Regions from separate parts of the Mus musculus genome. Here region 2 is linked to region 1. Evidence: chromatin loops called from intact Hi-C (ENCODE). Cell type or tissue: left cerebral cortex. All regions are shown on one strand. Links, peaks and the distances in the headings refer to the core of each region. The heading gives the core; the rest is flanking DNA. Region 1 has its middle 7.5 kb from the start of Gm41589. Region 2 holds the start of Taf8 (TATA-box binding protein associated factor 8).

What was found. A loop is a pair of places that touch in the nucleus more often than their neighbours do. Peaks named below come from ENCODE experiments on the same cell type or tissue, not always from the same donor. Only the 100,000 strongest peaks of a DNase experiment are listed, where the experiment ranks them.
Region 2: it touches region 1 in a loop (2.2-fold over the local background); 1 of 42 quality-filtered maps calls a loop at or near these places.

Annotation. Positions count from the first base shown.
Region 1 is chr17:47,144,994-47,149,386 of GRCm38, reverse strand. It overlaps a transcript of Trerf1 not described here. Among named protein-coding and RNA genes, the nearest start is that of Gm41589, 7.5 kb to the right of the region's middle. In left cerebral cortex, for the core only: a CTCF peak has its summit at 2,575 (motif pointing left); DNase peaks (open chromatin) are centred at 2,524 and 4,121; H3K27ac peaks cover 166 bases.
Region 2 is chr17:47,501,322-47,505,714 of GRCm38, reverse strand. It overlaps Taf8 (TATA-box binding protein associated factor 8), which reads left to right and starts at 3,424. Exons shown (of 9, transcript NM_022015.4): 1 at 3,424-3,484; 2 at 4,275-4,393. The coding sequence starts at 3,446. It also overlaps a transcript of Ccnd3 not described here. In left cerebral cortex, for the core only: CTCF peaks have their summits at 2,475 (motif pointing right) and 3,529; DNase peaks (open chromatin) are centred at 626, 3,463 and 3,655; H3K4me3 peaks cover 1,932 bases; H3K27ac peaks cover 1,750 bases.

The DNA of each region.
Region 1 (4,393 bases), core at 227-4,226:
ACTCACACATATACCTGTACATACACACACTAAATAAATGTAAATACAGATATATGCGTAGCTTGAGCCACAGCCAACCTTCCTGAGTAAGTTCAAGGTTCCCCTGCATCTGACGCACAGGGTCCTTTGAGGAACAAACCAACCTTGCTTGTCCCTTTGGGAAGACTGTCTCACATTCTGCCTACAAAGTCAAGAGTTTGAATCTGTCTCCATTGGCATTTTGTCAGCCAGCATTTCTGATGCCCGACTTGGGGGCCACGAGACAAAACCCCAAACTGAAAGCGACTACAGGGAGGGAGCAAGAGTGGGAGGAGACTCACAGTGCTTTTAGGAGAGGCTCTGGGAACTAAGGAAAGAGTTTCAGGTTTCACATCAGAAACTAAAGATGAGCTGCAGATGAGTGGCCACCTCCTGACTGCTTGCGAAGCCTCTCAGAGTCCACACTTTGCAGACCTTGTCTGATCCCTCCATGCACAACTGTAGGAGGGGAGGAGGAGACAGGTGTTGTCATCCTCCTGTTAGAGACCAGAAGCAGCTGGGAGCACAACTGGACATCAGATCTTTGAACTCCCTCCTCACCCACCCACTTGCCACATAAGCCCCACTGTCAAGTAGAGGTCACAGCATATGATAAGGAGATGCGTTTACAAACAGCAGAACAAATGAGAGGCACCTATTCACGCAGGGTTTTGTGCATCCCAGATGGGCCTCGAACTCCTGGACTTTGGGTCCTCCTGCCTCTACCTCCCTGGCTAGGATTTGAGGTGTGTGTAGCACGGCACTTGACTGATACAGCGGTAGAGACTGAACCCAGGGCGTCATGCAGTCCCCGCAAGCACTTGACCAAATGTTCAGTATGTTTTGTAGTTGTTTGTTCGTTCGTTCGTTCATTTGTTTTTGGTTTTAAGCTTCCGGTTCAAAACATACAGCACCATGCCTCACCTCTTGAACAGGGCTAAGGTCTTTTTTCTAGTCGTAGCTGGCTAATAAATCAAACGGAAGGCCCCCCAAAAACTGAAGATTGTTTTTCCTTAAGCAAAAGTAATCTGTTCTTTCTCTATGCTGCTCAGTAATGCGGTCAAATGATCAGGAAAAAAAAATGCAGTGTAATTTCTGATGCAGTTTTAACCCTTGGAGTATCTGGTCAGGGTTCTGAGTCTCGACCCTTCCCAAGGACAATGCAGCCTTGGCCTGGGGTACAGGAAAGGGGAGCAGTGTATCGTAGCATCATAGAACTCCTGTCTGGCCACTCATATCCTCACTCTAGCTGTACCCTCAGTACAGGATGGAGGACACATCACTCCCCACTGCAAAAGACAGAGCCTCCCCCTCAGACCTGCTGGACAGCTTCTCTCAGTTGATCCAGCCCATTTCTCGAAATCAATCAGCCCTCTCCTCTGATCACTCCCATCAGGGGGAGAGGGGGTGGTGTTGGGATGGGGAAGGGGGGGGATGGGCTCCGGCCATGCTGTGCGTGTAGATGTCAAAGAACAATTTGAAGAAGTCAGTTCTCATCAGGTTTTTTTCATTCCACAGTGTGGTCCCTCTCAACCATCACACTGACCCTTCATGAGCATCACACACACACACACACACACACACACACACACACACACACACTCACACTCATACACATTCATACACTTATACACATACTCACAATCATACACACTCATACACACTTACACTCACACACATTCACACACACACATACACATATCGAAATGTAATTTTTAAAAAATCCAAATATTTAAGCAGAGTCCAAGGCTATAGGCCTTGTAATCCTAGCTACTCAGAGGATAAAGCAAGAAGATTGAAACTAGTTCAAGGCCAGCCTGGGGTAGGGAATGAGTTTAAGAGCAGTCACAGTCTACACAGGCAGACAGACAGACACACACAAAATAAGAATCTCTTTAGCAATTGACAGGGAGAAGGAAGGAAAGAAAGAAAAGAGAAAGAAAGAAAGAGAGAGAGGGGAGGGGGAGGGGAGGGAAGGGGGAAAGGGAGGGGAGGGGAGGGAAGAGGGGAGGGGAGGGGAGGAGCTAGAGGCATAGCTCAGTGGCACAGCACTTGCTTGACATGTGTAAAGAGTTATTTAGATTTAGCACTAAAAATAAGAGATGGAAATCCAACCCTTCCCAAGGCCCACAGGGCTCTGAATGGCCATTCAAGGCTCCCTCCCCCATACCTAGACCTCCCCTAGCTTCCTACAGATCTAAAGCTAGCCACACATGCTCTCTGCTGCATGGCCACTCTGTCTTCTCCACCCTACTCCTCAAGGAGGCTGCATTAGATCTTCTGCCTGGTCCCTACTTCACAAGAGCATGTATGTATCCCAGTTTGCAGCATCCACCTCTGCCCACATCCACCCGTGGTGGCCAGAGAGAGAAGCATGTCTTATAATCTCCAAGATTCCCAGTACCTTAATGCGACCGGCAAATAGCACGTGCTCATGAAAGAATAAGCTAACTGGGCTGGAGCAACAGCTCAGGACCCAGGTTCAATCCCAGCACCCACATGGTGACTCACACCCCCCATAACTCCAGTTCTAGAGGATCCAATGCCCTCTTGTGGCCACTGGGGGCACTGAGCATGCACAAGATAATACACAGACATACAAGGCAAAAAAAGGCTTCTGCACATAATAAATAAATAAATCTAAAAAAAATAAAATAAAATGAAAGTGGCTGCTAAATGTATAAATGAAAATCAGGGCTTCTCAAGTCAGAAATTAAAATAATAATGATAACCCCACACTATGTGATCCCAAAATTCTCATAGCCATTTAGACCCTAAGTTTTATTTTTCCTTCTCTTCTTCCTCTAAAAGTATTTTCAATGTCAGTAGATCAGTAGCCAGCATGACCCACACCGCTCCTAGCTTCTTGTCCTCTAGGCGGAAACAAACAACCTAAATATTCATTTCCTCGGCCCGAATTCCTCTAAGTGGCTACTCTGGGAATTTCAAATTCTTAGAAAACATCCCAGAGGGGTTTTTGGTGGTTGTGTCTGTCCTTTAACTCAGAAGAGCTTTTCTAAAAGACTCATGGAGCAATTCACATAGAAAGACTTTAATAGTTCTTTAAAATGCAGCCCCGGGGAGGATGGCACAGTGGGTAAAGTGGCAGCTGCAGAGGCAGAAGGACCCCGAGTTCAGATCTCCATCACCCACCTAAGACAAGCGAAACAATAAACACGATGGCATGGGGCTATAGTGGAGCACAAGGAGGCAGAGACAGGAGGATGGGGTCCCGGAGTTCACTGGCCAGCCACTGAATGAATGAGCTCCGGATTCAGTGAGAAATTCCGTTTCAAAATTTAAAGTGAAAAGGGCCGGACCGAGGCCTGGGACAGGTGGGGACACATGGTAAGGGCATATGCCACAGAGACTGTCAACCTAAGTTTGACCTCCAGAACCCACAAAGTGGAAGCAGAGAATCAGCTCCCACAAGCTACCCTAGACCGCCACGCATGCGCAGGGGTACACATATACACAAATAAAAGTCAAATGAATAAATAAGTTAAATAAGGTGACAGGGCACCTGAGGAGGAAACAGGCAACACTGACATCTGGCTTGCGTATGCACACACGCATGCGCGCAAGCACGCACGCATATACGCAGGCACGCACGCCCATATCCATCAGTGGATAAGCATACCAGTAACTGCAATCCGGCGGGTTTTAGTCCCTTTCCGGACAGGGTGGGGATAAAGAGAAAAATCTCAACTATATTTTAACCTCACCAGTTACTCTCCAATATGAAAATCTAAAAATACGGTTAACCCACAAGATCCTTTAAGATTGTAGCCTTCCCACAAGATCTCTGAGGACTCCAGCCCTCTTCCCTGTTTCAGCCACACAGTTTCGTGAGTTCAGAAATGTGTGGCTCCAGGGCAGGTCTGGAGCACCTGTCTGGATCCTTATTTTTTCTGGGTCAATATCCAAAGTCAATAAAACCATCTAGAGCTTTCTCCCGAAAAGCCCAGAGTGGCAGTCCAGGTCCCGGAAGTCACCATACACCGTCAGTCAGTAAGGACCCTATCACCACTCGCACGAATTGCAATAGCCCACATGTGAGCTCATCAGGCAAGTTCACACTAAGCTTTGAGGGTCCACTTCGCCTCCCCAAAGCTACCTGCTGCCCGGGAACAACAGCTTAACTAACCTCAAGCTTGACTCAGCATTAGATCATCCAGCCAGCTGGCTGGAGAGGAAACTTCGAAGATGAACTGAAATTATTTTGGGTGCCTGAAAGTACAAGCTCCCTCTACAGCAGCACGTATAATTAGGATTTTTTTTTTTAATAAATCTACAACAGGGCTGGAGAGGTGGCTCAGCAGTAGTGAAGGGCACTTAACTGCTTGCTCCTGGCAGACTACCGGAACTTCATTCC
Region 2 (4,393 bases), core at 319-4,318, 360 kb before region 1:
GATGAAGAAAGCTGAGACCCAGGACACATCAGATATCCACTCAAGATCTTCAGGAAAGTTCTCTTCTTTAGCCTCCCTCCTTGGGGTCTGCTCTACAACCACCAAGGCTGATATTTGCCGCTAAACCCCTTGGACTTGCACATGAGCCTGGAGGGAGGCTGTACCGAGGACCTACACACGTTTTGGTGGCTTGGAGACTTCTGGGGACTTCTCTGACCTTTGAGGAGCTAACTCTGGTCAATATATCATACTCAGTGGGAAAGTAAGCTACTTTTGGGGCCAAAACTGAGGTGAGAGGGAACCACTGAACCCACCCACCTGCTATTTCCACTTCTAGATCTCCAGCCTGGACATCTTAGTAACATCCTAGGTAAAGCTGGCAATGCGGACATCACGTGTATTCTGGCTTCTGCTGCCCCCAAGCCTACCTCTTGGCAGATGAACTCACCGAGCTTAGAAGGTGGCCTCTCATTCTCTCTCTCGCTGCAGGACATCTGTTTTTGGGCAGTACGAGTGATCACAACCCCGCCGGCCACAGACAGACCAGGGGCGTGCACTCCGTTTCCTGGGCACCCAAACAAAGCGAGTGTCCACCCCCACAGGCGCGCGGTGTTTACAAAGTCCGCGCTGCACCGCAGAACTCGAGCTGGAAGCTGAGCAGGAAGTGGGGACGAGGGGGCGGGTGAGACAAAGGCGCTGGGTGCTGAGCTCTGCCTGGGTCTGGTCTCTGACACCCAGCGAAGCAGGCACGAGAAAGGTCATCCAGCTCTGAACCCTACTCTATTCATCGGGTCTACAGACCTTGGGCCGGGGCGGGGTTGCTCCGTCAGGCTTAGGGGTACACATTGCAGAGGGATGCCTTCTGAGTATCTGCAATTCCTGGCGAACGCTGCCCAGGAAGTAAACAGTAGACCTGAGTTCTTAACTCTTACCACAAACCCAGGTACCCGCGACACCTGTTATCTCACCCGTTATTTCACCTGGGCCCCCAGTTATCACGTGGGGGAGACTGAGGCACGGTGAGGTTAGGTAACTGTGACCAGAGTTTGAAGGCTAACAAGCCTTAGGATTCAAACCCAGCGACAGCATCTGGCCAGGCATAACCACCCCTGCCCCTGTCCCCTAGATTAGGATGGATAAGGAGAGGCAGTCTCTCTTGAAGAATTTCCAGACCGTAGAGGCTGATGGGTAACATGGGCACACAGTTCTGGGGGTGAGAGAGACAGGCTTCTACGCTCACTAAGTAAACACTAGAGGCAACAGTGCAGGAGAATCACCCAAGGAGCTTGGTGGTAAGACAAAAGCCAGCACCCAGGTATAGGCTGTTGCCTAACTTGCAAGAAAACCCCGGGTTCCCCTAGCACTACTTACATTGAGTAAGACGGTGAATTATTGTAGCCCCGGATCTCTGGAGAAGGAATGGGTAGGATAATCAGGGTAGGGTGTTTGTCTTTGTTATTGGTCTGTTGCCTGAAGACACCACTCACGACCAAGGCAACTCTTGTAAAAAGAAGCATTTAATTGGGTCTGCTTGCAGTTTTAGAGGTTTATCAGTCATGGTGGGGAGCATGGCTGTGTAAATGGCGCTGGGACAATAGCTGAGGACCCTATGCTATATCCTGGTGTGCAGGCTGACAGAGGCTCACACTCAGAGACAGAGAGGCAGGGATTGAGAGAGAGACAGACAGACAGACAGACACTGGGCCAGGTGTAAGCTTTTGAAACCTCTAAGCCCACCTCCAGTGACACCTCTCCTCTAACAAATTGCCCAACTCTGGTGACTTAGCATTCAAATATTTGAGCCTAGGGGGTCCATTCTTATTCAAACCACCATGACATTCAAGGGGCAAAGTTGCTCCAGTTAAGAGTACTCTTCTCTTCCAGAGATTCAGTTCCCATCATCTACCTGGCAGTTGTGACACTCAATATGAGTGCTCAAATTTGGGTCATCTCCAAGAGCAGTATGTGTTTGTTCTTTTTTTTTTTTTTAAGATTTTATTTATTTTATGTATATGAGTACACTGTAGCTGTCTTTTAGACACACTAGAAGAGGGCATCCAAACTCATTGCAGATGGTTGTGAGCCACCATGTGGTTGCTGGGAATTGAACTCAGGACCTCAGGACCCCAGGAAGAAGAGTCAGTGCTCTGATTGACCACTGAGCCATCTCTCCAGCCCAGTATGTGTTCTTAACTACTGAGCCACCTCTCTGCCCCAAAGTGTATTTTTAAAAGAGATTTATTTGTTTCAATTATATGAATACACACACTGTAGCTGTCTTTAGACACACCAGAAGAGGGCATTGGATCCCATTACCGATAATTGTAAGCCACCATGTGGCTGCTGGGAATAGAACTCAGAACCTCTGGAAGAGCAAGCAGAACCAAAGTGTTTTTTTGTTTTTAAATATTTATTTATTGCATACATGTGGGTATATTGGTCTTGTCTTCAGACACACCAGAAGAGGGCGCCAGATTTCTTTTTCTTTTTTTAAAATATTTATTTATTTATTATATACACTGTAGCTGTCTTCAGACACACCAGAAGAGGGCATCAGATCTCATTACGGATGGTTGTGAGCCACCATGTGGTTGCTGGGATTTGAACTCAGGACCTTTGGAAGAGCAGTCGGCGCTCCTAACCGCTGAGCCATCTCACCAGCCCCTCTTTTTCTTTTTCTTTTTCTTTTTCTTTTTTTTTTTTTTTACAGGGTTTTCTCTTTGTAGCCCTGGCTGTCCTGGAACTCACTCTGTAGACCAGGCTGGCCTCGAACTCAGAACTCCACCTGCCTCTGCCTCCCAAGTGCTGGGATTAAAGTCGTGCACCACCAAGGCCCTGCGAAGGCGCCAGTTCTCATTGTAGATGGTTGTGAGCCATCACGTGGTTGCTGGGAATTGAACTAAAGACCTCTGGAAGAGCAATCAGTGCTCTTAACCGCTGAGCCATCTCTCCAGACCCAAATTGTATTCTTAGTGTATTTCTGAGAACTTACTTCATACAAATGGCTTTGTTTTTGTTTTTATTTTTATTCTTTTCTTTTCAGGGAAAGGGTCTCCTTATGTAGTCCTAAACTGGCCTTTAATTCATTGCATAGCCCACGCTAGCCTGGAACTCTAGATCCTCTGGTCTCAGCTCCAAAGTGCTAGGATTACAGACGGCAGGCTCCTGGACAAAATATGTTTCTTTTAACTCAGTGCATCTCACAGTGCGTCTTCCAGATCAATTGCTACAGCTACTGACTTAAGTGTCCAAGAAAGCTTGGGTCACACAACGCCACGTGAGCTTGGGCTATCCCGAGCTCCCTCCACCCCCACCCCAGACTCACACGTGTTCGTAGAGCTTTTCTATAAGGCGGGGCACCCGCGGCCCCGCCCTTCTCCACCTCCCACCCCGCAACTACAAGTCCCATCGTGCCCCGCGCTCACGCACACTACGCAAGAGCAAGATGGCTGACACGGCGGCCGGGCCTGGTGGCTCCGGAACGGTAAGGGTGGAGAGGCGCGGCGTGAAGCCGAAAGAGTTTGGGTCTTCTGGATCTCTCCCACGGTTTGGGCCACGGTCTCGAACCGAGAAGCCCAGGCCCGCTCTGAGACCCGGGGCTGGAGAGTATCTCTGGCCGTAGGCGGTCCCCGCTGCTTGGCTTTTGGCAGCGGCCTCCTGAATTGCTGCATCTGAGACTTGATTGGCTTGTTCCTTGTTGAGGTGGGAACCCGGAACTCCTTCTGATTGGTCTGAAGAGGCTGTTTTTATCCTCTTACTGGCCGGCCGAAGTTGGAACTTCGTAAAATATTTACTTGCTCTGCCTTTCTCTGCGGTGATGCCTAGCTCTCCTCTGCATCCTGTGGTGGTAGCTGGTTTAATTTTCCTGGTTACTGAAATGGTGTGATGGGACAAGAAGATAGTAGATTTATTCGCTCAGTACCATCATTCGTGTATATATTCTTCCTTTGCTTTTCCCTCTCTCTTCCTGCCTCCTCTCGCGCCTGCCTCTGCCTCCCGGGTGCTGGGAATAAAGGCGTGCCCACCACAGACCCGCTCCTGTAACTTTGCTCCAGAAAGAAGTGAATGGGGCTGGAGAGATGGTTTAGTGGTTAAGACGGACTTGCTGGTCTTTCAGAGGACCTGAGTTTGGTGGAGTGGCTCACAATCACCTGTAACTCCTGCTTCACGGAATCCGGGCCAGCGCGGCACCTGCACTCGCAGGAACACACACACGCGCGCAAAACACACACATCTAGTGGTTCAAAGTCTCACTCTGGGCTTCTGATTTCCAGAGACCGGGAAGTAAGCAATCCACTAACCCTGCTGATAACTACCATCTGGCCCGGAGGAGGACCCTGCAAGTGGTTGTGAGCTCCTTGCTGACAGAGGCGGGATTTGAGAGTGCCGAGAA